Regions from separate parts of the Homo sapiens genome. Here region 2 is linked to region 1. A link is a loop called in an ENCODE intact Hi-C map of the cell type or tissue named here. Cell type or tissue: B cell. All regions are shown on one strand.

Region 1 (8,000 bases):
GAATGCTGTGAGTTCCCCCTCCGCCAGCTGAGAATCTCAGACAAATAACTTCTTGGATCTTGGTCTCAACATATTTATATGGAGATCATAACATCTCCTTCACAGGGTGGAGACCGCTCTTGTTAAGTTTTCATTAATATATTCTCCATTTTCAGGCCAGGATGGCCAGTCTAAAATGTAAATTCGATCATGTCACTCCCTTGCTTAAAATCCTTCAGGGGTGCCCCATTGCCTTTAGGATAAAGTTAAACTTCACAGCCGACACAGGCTGATATAATCTGACCTCCGCTATCCCTCTAGCCTCATATTTTGGCCATGCCTCTTTGTGACTTCTACACTGCAGCCGTATGCAATGAAACACTGCTGGAACCTCCATGTCTCTGCGTATCCTGCTCCCTCTCCCCTATCTTCTTTACCAAGGTACATTTTCCTCAGCCTTCTGGGCTTGGCCAAGGCATCTGTCTGTTCCCTTCTCCAGGACATTGTCCATGACCCCCACACCCCAGGCTGGGTGACATGCGTCTCCTCTGTGCTCCCATAGTTAGCACCTTGTCCTTGCCACGTTGGAGTGGCTGTCTTGTTGCATTTCAGTTGTCAGTACCTGTATCTGGTCTGTGAGCTCATGGTGGGCAGGGCCTCGATCTAGTTCGTGTCTCTAATTCCAGTCTCTTAGCACAGTTGCTGGTGCATGTAGACTGTCATTCCCTCACTGCTGATGCAAGTAACTGGGACAGACAAGTGGCCCTAGAGCTCCAGAGGTGAGAGCTCAGACGGATGTCCTGGGAAAGGAGCTCCAGGCTGCCTGTACTTGTTTGGGTCCCTTCCCTTTGGACACTGTAGTAAGGGATCCCTCTGCGAGGCAGGGACAGAGCAGCATCTCAGGGATCAGCATTCTAGCTTCTTCCTCTACCCCACGCCCTGTCCCATGTCTGGTGGTGGTGATGGATGTGCCATGAGCCATGGGGAGGGATAACAGAGACCCACTTATGCCAAGCATGTCCCCAGAGCCTCTTGGGCATGACCTCTGTGAGCTGTCCTCATGCTTCTGCCTCCGTGTGTTCAGCCACTTTAGTTTCTCCTCTGCTCTGACTTCCCAACAACCCCAGGGGCTTCCAGAGCAGGACCCTTGGATAGTGACCTCCACTCTTTTCCTACCCCACCCCAGCTCAAAGCCATAATTCCTGCCAAGCCTCAGATGTATCCACACACCAGGGGCTGACCCAGGCCCATCAGAAGCTAAAAGAGTGGGGAAATGGCTGAGGATGTGAGGACTAAGTGGATGGAACGAACCATCCTGTTTCAATCACCCAATTTGGTTGCTGTCCAATTTGGCTGAATAGAAGGAAGAATGGTCTAGCAAACAGAGCTGGCTGAGAGTGAAGGGGCTGGCTCATGAGTTCCTTTCAACAGAGGCTGGGACAAGCCATAGTTTGGGGTGCTTTGAAGAACTTCAGAAGCCAGAGGGGGTTTGGAGGGTTTCTCCTCCACTATCTTTAAGCCTACTTCCACTCTCAGACCTGAGATGAGGAGATTCCACACTCCTGGATCTCAGGCTGAGGGTGCCCCTCAGCCTCTCCGCTCACCTTCCCTCGCCAAGGCCACTGAAACTCCCGAATTCCCGACTCCTTCCCAGGAGGATGGGTAACGGGGGCAGGGAGGGGCGGGTCTGCTCACCTGCCGGTACCAGATGTAGGTGGTCAGCACCTGATTCTTCTCATCCTGGGAAAGGAAAGGGAGCTTGAACAAGTAACCCTGTGGACTGGAGGGCCACCCTGCACATGCCAGCCCCTAAAGGAGGGGCTTCCTTGTGTCCCTATTGCTTTGGGAAGTGAAAGTGAAGAGCAGGGGCCGGGGTCGGGAAAGTAGATAGACTGGAGCTCCCTGGCCAGACAGGAAAAGTTAGTTGTTCACTAGAGCATACGCAGAAAGAAGTAAAAATGATTCATTTTTTAATTTATTTTGAGACAGTCTTGCTTGCTCTGTTGCCCAGGCTGCAGTGCAGTGGCACAATCTCAGCTCATTGCAACCTCCACCTCCCAGGTTCCAGCGATTCTCATACCTCAGCCTCCTGAGTTGCTGGGACTACAGGTGTGTGCCACCATGCCCGACTAATTTTTGCATTTTTAGTAGAAATGCAGTCGCTATGTTGTCCAGGCTGGTCTTGAACTCCTGGCCTCAAGTGGTCTGCCCACCTCGGCTTCCCAAAGTGCTGGGATTACAGGTGTGAGCCACTGTGCTCTGCCAACAGTGATTTATGTTTCAACTTCTAATATACATATAATGCCGGGAGCAGTGTCTTACGTCTGTAACCCCAGCAATTTGGGAAGCTTAGGCAGGTGGATGGCTTGAGGCCAGGTGTTCGAGACCTGCCTGGCCAATATGGAAAAACCCTGTCTCTACTAAAAATACAAAAATTAGTCAGGAGGGCTGACTAATTTTGGTAGAGTAATTTTACTAGACTAAAATTAGTAGCCACTGTGAAGTTGGGTCCTGCTTACCTGACCCCAACACAGAGCCACTGCATCTCTGCAATTGCCTCCTTGTTTATCTCTGCACAATGTCTGACCACCTCTTCTGAGTAGTGCACCCCACCCTACTGTGGTAGTTGATGAAGGAATTGAGGAATAATTGATCTGTTGGCTGATTCTTCAACAATCATTTAGTGACACCTGCCAGGTACCAGGGATGTGTGTAAGGCACTGGGAGCATAGAGATGCATGGGACCGTCTTAATCCTCATACAGCTGACATAGAGAGATGGTTATCATTATGCAGTGTATGAAGAACCACATGTGGGAAGTGACCCCCTCACTGTATGGGTGTGGGAGCAGCAGCCACAAGGTGACCCCAGGTTTCTGGTTTGGGCAGCTGTGCAGATGATGCTACAATCCATCCTGAGCTGTGGTGCCAGACCGTAGGTCCTATGGGTTCTCAAATGCCTAACAAGCTGCATAGGGGGTGACTTGTCTCACATGGCCTTCTCCCACCCCCAAAAGGTCTGCCTGTGTGCAGCTCGGGGCTGAGCCTCACCACGTTGAGGATGGCATAGACAATGACGTCAATGGATACGGTGGTTGGCTTCCTCCAGTCCCTCACGGGGCGCACACCCTTCCTGTAGTTGGTCAAAAGGTAATCCGACAGCCTCAGCAGAGCGGGCCTGGTGGTGTTTCGGCTCCTCCTGGCTGGGAAGGAGAACAGTTCAAAGTAGACACCAGCCCCCCAAGACTTCCCCCGGTTCTCTTGTCCTGGTTTGTAAGCTGTTAAAAGAGACGTATCCCCACCATCCCCACCTCACAAAATTCTAAACACAGACTGACATTCTCACCACTAGAGCATTTTGTCTGCAGAGATTTCTACCATAATTCAAATGTATTACCTTGTAGAAAGGACCTATGCATTCATTGACAGGAAAGCAGAGATCTGGCTTGGAAGAGCAAGTGGCACAAGACAGCTGAGATTCAAATCAGGTTGAGGGCTAAGAAGGTCGGAGCAGGTGGCCCACGGGGCCTAAGCGAGGGCCTCTGGGGAGCAACAAGGAAGCTGGCTCTCAGGGTATGATACTAAAAGCAAGAGGGTTGCAAGAAAGCATGACCCCAAGTGCACAATTTCTAAGCCCAAGGGTCTGCATCAGGGTTTTCCTCAGCCAAGGTCAAACCTCAGCATCTGCACACAACATCTCCTTTTTGAGTATGAAACAGGTAAAGAAAGAAGGAAGTGTGGGCATCTGGTGAAAACTGACATTTCCTCTACATCCTGCAAAAGCCACCCCAAGAGGATCCTCGCACCCTGCCCCAGGCACACACAAGCTATGGGTGGAGGGCTGGCCCAGTCCACCTCCTAGGGTTGCTGTATGGGCAAACATGATGGGCTTAGATAGGTGGTTGGGGCGAGGTGTGGAGGGAGTGAGAAGAAATCAAACGACTTCCGGGGTAGGTGGCCTATGGGGACAAACCAGTAATGAGACAGCCCAGCTCCTGGACCCTGGTGCTGTTCTATGAAGATTTCATGCACAGCTCAGTTTTCACACTGGAAGCAGCAGGAGCACTTCCAGAAGGGTGGCCTGACATGCAAAAGTGAAAATTCATGGGACGGTGAAGGGAGTACAACCTAGAGGGCCAGCATACGGGCAGCAAAGGGGAGATGGAGCTGGCAGGTAGCCAGGGTCTTTCACTAACCAGGTGCTGGCAAGGCCTGGCTTTTGCTAAACAAGACTGTGTCTTCTCTCATCTAGTGTGCAACCTGTACAACAAATCACTCCTGCAGATTCCCCCTCCTTTCACCCCCTTTTCCCTGATAAGCTACTGGCTTCCCTCAGAAGGACAGAGAAGAGCAGAGAGAACACACACACACACACACACACACACACACACACACACACACAAACTATTTTTTAAGTGTCTCCTTTGGAATAACATCAATAAACATATTCTTCATTTAACTTTAGAACAGTCCACCAGAGTGGCTATTTGCACACAAGGATCCCCAAGCACCAGAAAGGTGAGCACCTTGCTCTGCAAGTGGAGGAACTGAGATTCAAACGCAGACCCGTGTGCGTCTTTACTACACCAGCAAGAGCCTGGGTCCTATTGACTGGGATCCTGACCAGCTTGGAGAGCACTGAACTCATCCCAGCAGGCCCGGGGCAAAGGACCATTGCTAGGAGGGACAGAGTTTCTTCTCAGTCAAGGAAGCCCTCGACCACAGTCATCACTTACAGCTTGCGTTTGCTTAACCCACGGAGCACTCCCAAACGACCGCTCCCGGGAGGAAGGACATCTTACCCAGAGCTCTTCACGTCTGTCCAACCCCTGGATGGCTTCCTCTAATTGTGCCCCAGTATGCTCCACCCCAGCTCTGTAGGGAGAGAAACCTCCTAGAGGGGAATGAACATGGTCTGCAGCAAAAGGAAGCCGGTCCCTTTGTGGCTAAAACACCCTACATTCAAGGGAGTCAGGAGAAGATGGGTGTAGCGAATGTGGAGAGAAATTGGGCGTTACTGGAGTTTAGTCCTGGAAAGGAACTTGGGGAACCGCAGGCCCAGAGAACGAACTCATGCAACAAAACCAGTGAAGCTGAGGAAAGAGGACTAGACTAGTTCTGGTCCCCACTCTGCTGCTAACAAGCTGTGTGACCTTGAATGAATTATCCGCTCCCCACTCTCTGGGCCACAGCATTCCCATTTATAACAGGCAAGGGTGGACCCAATGAGTTCTAAGGTCCCTTGCAGCTTTCATTCAAATAGTTTAGGGAAAGGACAAAAAGGAGAGGAGCCCCCTCCTGGTGCCTGTCTTTTTATTTCTGATACGCCAGGCTACTTCTCTGCTCCCTTCTTTGCAAGCTCCGCTCTTGCCCCACCCCAGGACTCAACATTCCTAACTCTCTCTAGCTTAACCATGATGCCTCAAATGCTGTCATGCTCATAGGTGGTAAGATAGCTGACCTTCCTGCAGCTGCACTGTTCCCCACCCTCCTCTCCACAGCCCTCGGAGGACTGAAGCATCCCCTGCCCCACCTCAGCAGATGGTCAGCCAAGTCCTGCTGCTTCCCGAAGTCTGCTTACCTTCTCCCTGTGCCAGGAGTGTGGGGAGGAGCAAGGCGAGCAGCGCCTGCTGGACCCACAGCAGCATAGCGAGCTTTCCAAGCATAGGAGTGCCTCCGAGTGCTCAGGACGAGGCCCACCAAGGGCCAGCTTGCCTGCCCTCTGCCAACCTCATGTCCCAGCCAGCCTGCCTCTCGTGGCCACTGCTCACACCTTCTGAGGCTGCAGCCTCACACTCCCTGGGCCACCAAGGTTGGGGAGCTGCCAAGTTTTCCTGCAATCAGTCCTTCAGCTGGATCATGTTTCAGGCGGGAGGAAAGGGGAGGGGACAGCTGAGAGGGGAGCCCGCCCTAGCTGATGTCATGCTGTGGGAGCTCAGTCCACCCATTCAGCCAGGGGGCTTGGCCATGTTTCCCCAAGGAGTAACTTAGGTGGGGACAGGGGCTGCAGAAGCCCATGAGACAAGGGTGCAGCCTGACCCCTGGGAGGTGCACCACGCTGCTGCTTTCATTGATGTCCCTTGGCAAGTATGTTTCTGTGGCACTGGGCTGGGGCAGGATAGGGTGAGTCAGGCAGGAGCAGGAAGACCATTCTTTTACTCCCCAGGGTGACATAACCAAGCAGGTGACTGGGCACCTCTGTAGTTACGGGAAGGGTAACTGGAGTCACCACAGGTCTGCCCTTTTGTCCTCATCTAATTAGTTATACTTAAATAGTAAAATATATATTAAAAATAATAAAATATATAATAAAAATAAACTTTTACTATACATATTTATTTCATGCATTCTTGCCATACATAATAAATACATATAGTAAAAATAATAATAATACATGCACTTTGTAGAAAAATATGAAGAAAAATTAAAATCATCTGTAAACTTATGACTCAGAGACAGCCACTCTTAACGTTTTGGTATATATTCTTCCATAATTTTCTTCAGTAATGTGTATACAATGAAGTAAATATCACATACATATAATTTTGTGCCCTCTTTTTTTGCTTGATATCATTTCGTAAGCATTTCTTTTCTTTTCTTTCTTTCTTTTTTTTTTTTTTTTTGAGACAGAGTCTCGCTCTGTCACCCAGGCTAGAGTGCAGTGGCGCAATCACTGCTCACTGCAGCCCCAACCTCCCCCATCTCAGCTGATCCTCCCATCTCAGCCTCTTGAAGAGCTGGGACTACAAATGCGAGCCATGCCTGGCTAATTTTTGTATTTTTGGTAGTCCCCCAAAGGGACTAGAGGCATGAGCAATCACACCTGGCCTCGGAAGCATTTTCAATACCTTCCTCTTAAATGGAAGCGTCTTTCTTGAAAGAAGTGTTTCTTTCTTCATTGCAAGTTAAATAGACAAGTATCTATCCCTCAGGCCTCAGCTGTGTACCCCTAAAGTTGCCTGCAAGAAGAATTACTGTGCATTTTTATTTGAAGGAGTCCTACCCTAGCTCACCATTTGGGTAGATGTCCCCGTACCAATCAAGTTAAGTATCAACAACAAAACATTTTCTTCCTTTTTAATTTATTTTCCACTTGACTCTAAGTGTGGAATAGGCTAGGAACCCTGCAGTAAGGAGGAATTTTCTGAATTGTAGGTAAGTTAAAAAGAAAGAAAAAAAGAAAGAAACTACCTTGGTCAGGGCTGCATCCTTTCAGTTCTTATTCCTGTGCATTATGAAATCTGCATAAAGCATTATACCATTCACCATTGGGGTCCTTTCCTGTGGCCGTTAGCGGGGTGTGGTTCTGCAACGTGCAGTCAAGTTCAGGGAGCCTGGGCTACTCTTCTCTTAAGTCATGTGCTTCATCACTGCACAATCCAGAAAAACATGGACAATTAGCTCCAAGCATTTCCCTCAGGGGAATGGATATGAGGGCAGTGAATAGAAAGAGGGCCCCAAACTTTTAGAGAATTTATAGAGCCAGACCTCCCCAGAATTCCAGAATGAATGTCCTCAGACCTGAGGTTTGACAGCAGGATAAAGCAAGGCAAGAAGAACCAGGCTGCCTCCTAGGCCACCAGGCTGAGGTCTTGAATGGGGCCCAAGCAGAACACTATAGATTCCTAAATGCATCTTCAAGCCCAACAAAGATTCTTTTTTCTTTTTTTTTTTTTTTTGAAACAGGATCTCACTCCATCACCCAGGCTAGAGTGCAGTAGCATGATCACAGCTCACTGCAACCTCAATCTCCCTGGCTTAGGTGATCCCTCCACCTCAGCCTCCCAAGTAGCTGAGACTACAGGGGCATGCTATCATGCCTGGCTAATTTTTGTATTTTTAGTAGAGACAGGGTTTTGCCATGTTGCCCAGGCTGGTCTCAAATTCCTGGGCTCAAGCAATCTGCCCGCCTCGGCCTCCCAGAGTGCTGGGATTACAGGCATGAGCCACTGTGCCTGGCCAACAAAGTATTTAAGCTCCCACTGACGTCTAAGTGGCCATTAGCACTTAGAAATCTGAAAA
Region 2 (8,000 bases), 81 kb after region 1:
GGCTCACTGCAACCTCTGCCTCCCAAGTTCAAGTGATTCTCCTGCCTCAGCCTCCCGAGTAGCTGGGACTACAGGTGCATGCCACCACACCCGGCTAATTTTTGTATTGTTAGTAGATACAGGGTTTCACCAGGCTAGTCTCGAACTCCTGACCTCAGGTGATCCACCTGCCTCGGCCTCCCAAAGTTTTAAGATTACAGGTGTAAGCCACCTCACCCAAACGTGTTTGGACTTCTTAAGTGGCATTACTTGGGTAAAAGAAACAAAGACTTAATCTGGGATTTGAATCTGCGATTCTCTTACAGAAGTTCAGGCCAAGCCCATCATTAAGAAAGTACCTGAAAATATATTTCTTTTAGAAGTCCCCACTTCACATCCCCATGAGCCTTTGCACTCTGTTTCTCCATTATTTTCAAGTAAGATATGGCACCTATTAGATCGACCGATGTCTTTTGGAAGAAGCAAGGGGAGAGGGTTTATTATGCAAACATAATAAGGAAGTGTTTATTATGCAAACAGCAACTGAGTTATGCGTCCTTTAAGACTACTAAATAGTTTTTAATTACTGCTATACCAGTAAATCCCATAAATATGCAAATGCAATTAGTTCAAAAAATAGGCCTTAAATATCTTTATTCCTCTCCAACAAAGTTCTTTGAAGTTAATCGCTAACTCTCTTTGTTCACTCCCTTGGCAGTCATGCTAAAATTGACAGGAATTTTGACAGATGTACATATTCGGGGAACCAAATTTTCTGAGCACATCTGGTCAGGCTGGAGGAAAAAAGCAGAAATGGACATTCCAGCCAAACTCAAACATTTAATGAGTAGAGTCCCATATGAAATTTCTGTTACTCCACAGTGTTTTCCTCTGAAATCAATATCAAGCTAACCACAGAGGAGGCACCTCAAGTCCAAAGACACACTCAGCATTCGATTTTCCTCTAGCTTAGAATTTCATTTTTAATAATAATGCACATTTTACGGTCCTTAAAAAGTAAACAAATAAACAAGGGAATGGAGTCCCTCATGGTTCTGGCCTTTCGTGGTTTTTGTGTCATGGTTTTCTATGGGAGGTCATAGAGCATAAGATATAAGGTCCCAGGCCTTCAAGTCAGACTTACCTCATTGTGCATCCTAGCTTCATCGCTTGCTAGATGCTCATGGCCTTGGTCAAACTCCTTACTGCTTCTAAGCCTTAGTTTTCACATCCTTAAAGAGGGTTTAAACAGCATTGAGTTAGTTTTCTACGGCTGCATTAAAAATTACCACAAATTTATGGGCTTAAAACAGCACTCATCTAGCTCACAGTCCTGTAGGTCAAAAGTCCAGGAACAGAATGAACAGATCTGCTCAGGGTCTCACAAGGCTGAAATCATGGTCACGTGCTGGAGCCAGCTCTCACTGATCAAAAAGACCATTGTTTTTTCATTTGTTTCCAGTGATATCAGTTGGTAAATTGAAATCAGTCAGCCAGGAGCAGTGGTTCACACCTTGGAAGCACTTTGGAAGGCTAACTCAGGCAGATCACTTGAGCCCAGGAGTTCAAGACCAGCCTGGCTAACGTAGTGAAACCCTGTGTCTACGAAAACTACAAAAAAATTGCTGGGTATCGTGGTGCGTGCCTGTAGCCCCAGCTAGCTGGGAGGCTGAGGTGGGAGGATCACCTGAGCTTGGGGAGGTCAAGGCTGCAGTGAGCTGTGATTGTGCCACTGTACTCTAGCCTTAGCAACAGAGTGAGGCTCTGCCTCAAAAGAAGAAAGAAAGAAGGAAAGAAAGAAAGAAAGAGAAAAAGAAAGAGAGAGAGAAAAAGAGAAAGAAAGAAAGAGGAAGGAAGGAAGGAAGGAAGGAAGGAAGAAAGGAAGAAAGAAAGAAAGAAAGAAAGAAAGAAAGAAAGAAAGAAAGAAAGAAAGAAAGAAAGAAAGAAAGAAAGGAAGAAAGTCATAATGACAAAATTTGTCACATGGAAATCAGCAAACACTCCCACCAGGACCCCTCCCACCAGCTGTTTTCAAAACATCTAACTACATGCTGTGACCACTCCCTTGATCTTACAAGGCCTCATATATTCCTACATTACAGTACTCATTCAGGTGTGTTATAAGTATTTGTTTACTTTTCTGTCAGTCTAGAATTTGGTGAATACCTTGAAGGTGGAGCAATGTTGTGTTATTCAGCTTTATATCTCCATCGTAGAGCTTGGCACCTAGTAAGTGTTCATTGAGTGTTCCAGAAAGATGGGAGGAAAACAGGGAAGAAAGAATTAACAAATGAACAGAAAAGAATTCTGGCTTATGCCAGAAAGATGATGCCAAGAGGAATCCAGCCTTTTCATAACCACATCCAAGATGAGATACACTCACCACCCATTTCACAAAGGATGGGTGAGAATGACAACTTGGTTCTGAAGCAAGATTGCCTTTATTTGGTTTGCTCCAGAACCAGGGAGCAATTAGTGCAAAAGACAAACATGAGACACCGGTGCAGGCAGATCATGAGTCCCTTTGACTCACTCAGAGTGTACTCCAAGTTCAGAGATTTTACAGTCCTTGGGGGTAAGATGTACCCCAAAAGCTAGAGGAAAATAGAAGGTGGAAGGAACTTGGAGGAACACAGAAGCTTGCTGCTTCTGTTTACGCTCCCAATGACATCAATTCCAAGAAACCGCTTAGTGAGACTACAATATACGACAGACAGTCTTACCCTGTACACTATGTTGTTTAGATCTTCTGCACAGATTATGGGCCTTGAAGTCTTGCTGTGCCAGCACTGGGGGATCTCCCCTGATCTATGGCTCACTGTAGGGCCCCCAACATTTCCATTTAGACCCATTTAGACATTTTCTGGGGAAAGGCAGTCAATTACTGCAGCCAGTGAGATGTTCTGGTTCAGGTGTAAATCTCTGGATATTTCCATCTCTGCTATGACTCAAGATGAGGAAAGATCTTTGATCCTTTAGAAATTTATTTATTTATTCATTCATTCATCCACTTAGTAAGTAGGAAATTGTGATAGACATTGACAATCTATGGATAAGAAAGCTGGGGAGAGGTGGATTGGAGGTGACAGATAAGAAATCTTTGAGAGAAACGCCTATAGATGGATGAACTGGAGAGGACCCAGGCAAAGAAAGGAGCCCAGACTTGGAGTGGGAGTAGGTGGAGGCTTTTCACAAATAGCATTTGTGCTGAGTACTGATATTCATCTGAGTGGGGAGAGGGTGAACGGAGCTCCCAGCAAAAGGAATTGCACATGAAAGGGCTGGAGGTTGAGATGAGAGTGCATGGTGCCTTCTGGGAACGGGGTCGGGGGGAGGGTGCAAGCCTCACTTTGTAAAATTGGGGGAAGATAATTCTAGACTCACATGAGTTGAAAGAATTCAAAAGTTCATGATGCAGAGTGTTGACCGGGGATAAAATAGGAAAGTGAAATATTGTATAAGTCTGTATAAGTGCTGTTATTATAAATCTGTCTCCAAATGGCCTATAGCAATTATTCTAAAATGCACAACAGCTGTATTTGTCCCCCTTCTGCCATTGCTGAAATTTACACTGTCATCGCGCCAGGAGGAAGGCTTGGCACTAATAATAGGCTGGCTGAGTATGGCTGGAGTGTGACAGACCCCTAGTTAGAGCCCAGAAAGACTGAGAGCAGAGTGGGGAACTGTAAAGCTCTGAGGAAATTCGAGTTGGTGGCTGTGAATATAATCAGAGCACCACCTTGTGGTGGCTGTCGTGCCTGCCTTAACCAATTCTGCGCAACCCCAGAAAACTATGCCAACTCATTTTAAGTTTTATTATACAGTGCACTTTCAAATGATTTCAAAGTCATTTCAGGCCTCTCTTCATGTCACCACTATTCGTCTTTGCTGTAAATTCTCCTCTTTGCGTTCACCAGCACCAATCCACACCAACCCATTCGATCTGTTTTCACACAGCTTATGACCGGCCAGTTCCTTCCTCCTACCTCCTTACTGCAATTCTTCCAAACTCTTGGTCCCTAGGAGCTCCCAAGTTTCCTGGGAAACTGACTCAGTAACTTCTTTTTTTCTTTTTCTTTTTCCTGAGACAGGGTCTCGCTCTGTCACCCAGGCTAGAGTGCAGTGGTGTGATCATAGCTCACTTCAGCCTTGACCTCCTGGGCTCAAGTGATCCTCCCACTTCAGCTTCCAGAGTAGCTAGGACTACAAGTAAGTATCACCATGCCTGGCTAATTTTTTTTTTTTTTTTTTAGTTTCCCTATGTTGCCTAGGCTAGTCTTGAACTCCTGGGCTCAACTCCTGAGACGCCTTAGCCTCTCAAATTGTTGGGATCATAGGTGTGAGCTACCATGCCCAGCCTCAGTGACTTTTCACAAATGGCATTTATGCTGAATACTGATATTCAGCTGGGTGAAGAGAGGGTGAACGGGTGAAAGTTACAGTGTAACTTTCCTACTGTCTTCCTAAGAATGGGAATAAGTCTTCTGCACATCTGAAAAGTTATAAACAATATTATTAAAAGCCATATCAGGGATTTACTACGAAGATAGGACCCCAGAGGGACTAACTGCGTCTTCTAGTAGAGTAAAGCTCGTCTCTGGCCACCCAGCGGGCCAGTAACACAGTGTCCTGGTAGGCAGACTGGTGTATCAGGTTTCAGAGGATGCCCCAGGGAACAGGACTAGAAGTATATGAGCTCTTTAAAAGCACAAAGCAGTCGTTTCCATGTTCAGATTATTTAGAGATTATGAAGGCACCAACCCTGCTTTCGATCTGCATACAGTCAAGTGGAGCAGACACAAGTCAATAATCGCAGTAGAGCCACTTAAGTTTTCTAAAAGAGATTTATCAGCAGGTTGCAGGTGAACATGGCCTTGAGATAAATCCTGCCCCTTGTTGAAGTACAGTTTCAGTAGATGGTTCATGGTATTTTAAGAATTGGAATTTTTTAATAAAAATAAAAAAGTTTTGTTTGGTTCTGTTCTAGATTTATTTTTCCTCCTAAATAAATGAGAAAGATGTTTCAACAAAGGTTCTTTATGCTGAATAATTGTGATGCTTGAAGGTGGTAATCTGCTTTGTTTAAGTGGATTTTAAATGTCAGACAATTCTAGACAGTTTTCTCTTGGTCAAATAAAAATTTAATTAAAAGTTAAAAAAATTAAAAGCCATATCAAATTTTAATATTGACAGGAGGGATAAAACTCTGTAACGCTGACTGTCTTAGATTAGGTTTCCCTGAAACATACCTATAATAAGGCTTTGTGTACAAGCAATCAATTTTAGAAATACTCCCAATAGAAATTGGGAAAGGGGAGCGTGGTTTCAGCTTGAACCCTCAGGGAAACTTGACAGTGAAAACCACACAAGGGAAGCTGGCCTGCACACTCTCACTCCCACCTGTCAGCTGTTGGCTAAGGGGAACAGGGAGTGAACTCCCAGATATTTCCTGGTCTTTTCCTGGGCAGACAAAGCTTTAGTAGCCAAGGAGACGTCTCCAACAAAAGTCCTAGGTGTGGGCCTTGGAAGCCACAGTGCAGGGAAGCCAAGAGAGGGAGTGCAGAAGAGGAACGGAGGTCTGAAAAGATCTAGAAAGACCACTATCAGTTTCTGTTTCAGAGACAGCACAGACACACGGGAGGCACTAAGTTTCTTATTCCTTCAGAAGACAATTAAGGCCAGGCATCATGGTATCACGCCTATAATCCCAGCAGTTTGGGAGACAGAGGCGGGTGGATCACTTGAGGTCAGAAGTTCGAGACCAGTGTGGCCAACGTGGCGAAACCCTGTCCCTTTTCTTTCTTTCTTTCTTTCTTTTCTTTTCTTTTTTTTTTTGAGACAGAGTCTTGCTCTGTCACCCAGGCTAGAGTGCAGTGGAGCAATCTCAGCTCACTGCAGCCTCTACCTCCTGGATTCAAGCGATTCTCAAACGTCAGCCTCCTGAGTAGCTGGGATTACAGGCGCCTGCCACCATGCCCGGCTAAATTTTTTATTTTTAGCAGAGATGGGGTTTTGTCATTTGGCCAGACTGGTCTCAAACTCCTGACCTCAAGTGATCCACTTGCCTCGGCCCCCCAAAGTGCTGGAAGTACAGATGTGAGACACACCCAGTCTTGAAACCCTGTCTCTACCAAAAAATACAAAAATTAGCTGGGGTGGTGGCATGCATTTGTAATCCCAGCTACTGGGGAGGCTGAGGCACAAGGACCATTTGAACCCAGGGGGCGGAAGCTGCAGTGAGCAGAGATTGTGCCACTCCACTCCAGCCTGGGCAACAGAGCAAGACTTGGCCCCCCAAAATAACAATAGGCCAGGAGCGGTGGCTCACGCCTGTAATCCCAGCACTTTGGGAGGCTGAGGCTGGCGGATCACGAGGTCAAGAGACCAGCCTGGCCAACATGGTGAAACTCTGTCTCTACTAAAAATACAAAAATTAGCCGGGCATGGTGACTGTGCCTGTAGTCCCAGCTACTTGGGAGTCTGAGGCAGGAGAATCGCTTAAACCCGGGAGGTGGAGGTTGCAGTGAACCGAGATCATGCCACTGCACTCCAGCTTGGGTGACAGAGCGAGACTCCATCACAAAAAATAATAATAATAAATAAATAAAATAAAAATAAATTTAAAAGAAGACAATTAAATTTCCAGTAACCTGATGATTAACTTTGCAGAGCCCAAACATACAGAAATACAATTAACACTTTTCTTTTTCTTTTTTGAGACAAGAGTCTCACTCTGGGCCGGCCGCGGTGGCTCAGGCCTGTAATCCCAGATGGAGACAATCCTGGCTGAGATGGTGAAACCCCGTCTCTACTAAAAATACAAAAAAATTAGCTGGGCGTGGTGGCGGGTGCCTGTAGTCCCAGCTACTCGGGAGGCTGAGCAGAAGAATGGCAAGAACCCGGGAGGCAGAGGTTGCAGTGAGCTGAGATCGCGCCACTGCACTCCAGCCTCGGCGACAGAGTGAGACTCCATCTCAACAACAACAACAAAAAAGAGTCTCACTCTGTCATCCAGGTTGGAGTGCAGTGGCGCAATCTCAGCTCACTGCAACCTCCGTCTCCCGGTTCTAGCGATTCTGGGGCTTAGCCTCCTGAGTAGCTGGCATTACAGGCACCCACCACCATACCTGGCTAATTTTTGTATTTTTCGTAGAGATGGGGTTTCACCATGTTGGCCAGGCTAGTTTCCAACTCCTAACCTCAAGAGATCCTCCCACCTCAGCCTCCCAAAGTGCTGGGATTACAGACGATGCCATCACACCTGGCTAATTATGTGTTGTGTTGCTTTTTACTTTTTTTTTAGACGGAGTCTCGGTCTCTTACCCAGTTTGGAGTGCAGTGGTGCGATCTGGGCCCACTGCAACCTCCGCCTCTGGGATTCAAGTGATTCTCCTGCTTCAGCCTCCTGAGTACCTGGTTTCACAGGCATCCTTGGGATCATAACCATCACATCTGGCTAATTTTTGTATTTTTTAGTAGAGATAGGGTTTCGTCATGTTGGCCAGGCTGGTTTATTGCTTTTTTTTTTTTTTTAAAAGATGAACTCTCGCTCTGTCACCTAGGCTGGAGTGCAATGGCACGATCTCGGCTCACTGCAACCTCCCACTCCCAGGTTCAAGCGATTCTCCTGCCCCAGCCTCCCAAGTAGCTGGGATTACAGGTGTGTGCCACCACGCCTGGCTAATTTTTGTATTTTTGGTAGAGACGGGGTTTCACCATGTTGGTCAGGTTGGTCTCGAACTCCTGACCTCGTGAGCCACCGCACCCGGCATTGCTTTTTTCAAGTTAATATTTCTCCTCCTGGCCAGGTACGGTGGCTCACACCTGTAATCCCAGCACTTTGGGAGACTGAGGCAGGCGGGTCACTTGAGGTCAGGAATTCGATACCAGCCTGGCCAACATGGTGAAACCCCATCTCTACTAAAAATACAAAAATTAACCGGGCATGGTGGCGCCTGCCTGTAGTCCCAGCTACTTGGGAGGCTGAGGCGGGAGAATCACTTAAGCCCAGTAGGTGGAGG

Evidence for each region. Hi-C counts contacts between places; a loop is a spot of excess contacts. Peaks named below come from ENCODE experiments on the same cell type or tissue, not always from the same donor. Only the 100,000 strongest peaks of a DNase experiment are listed, where the experiment ranks them.
Region 2: it touches region 1 in a loop (4-fold over the local background); 12 of 110 quality-filtered maps call a loop at or near these places.

Annotation. Positions count from the first base shown.
Region 1 is chr11:113,972,952-113,980,951 of GRCh38, reverse strand. HTR3A (5-hydroxytryptamine receptor 3A) reads right to left here and starts at 5,844. Exons shown (of 9, transcript NM_000869.6): 1 at 5,560-5,844; 2 at 3,030-3,181; 3 at 1,675-1,719. The coding sequence starts at 5,626. RefSeq lists enhancers at 4,960-5,619, 5,620-6,281. In B cell, no CTCF peak of the experiment used is centred here; DNase peaks (open chromatin) are centred at 1,731, 3,081, 3,561, 6,741 and 2 weaker places; H3K4me3 peaks cover 970 bases; H3K27ac peaks cover 2,465 bases.
Region 2 is chr11:113,892,207-113,900,206 of GRCh38, reverse strand. It overlaps a transcript of HTR3B not described here. Among named protein-coding and RNA genes, the nearest start is that of HTR3B, 8.6 kb to the left of the region's middle. RefSeq lists a silencer at 4,233-4,433. In B cell, a CTCF peak has its summit at 3,733 (motif pointing left); a DNase peak (open chromatin) is centred at 3,716.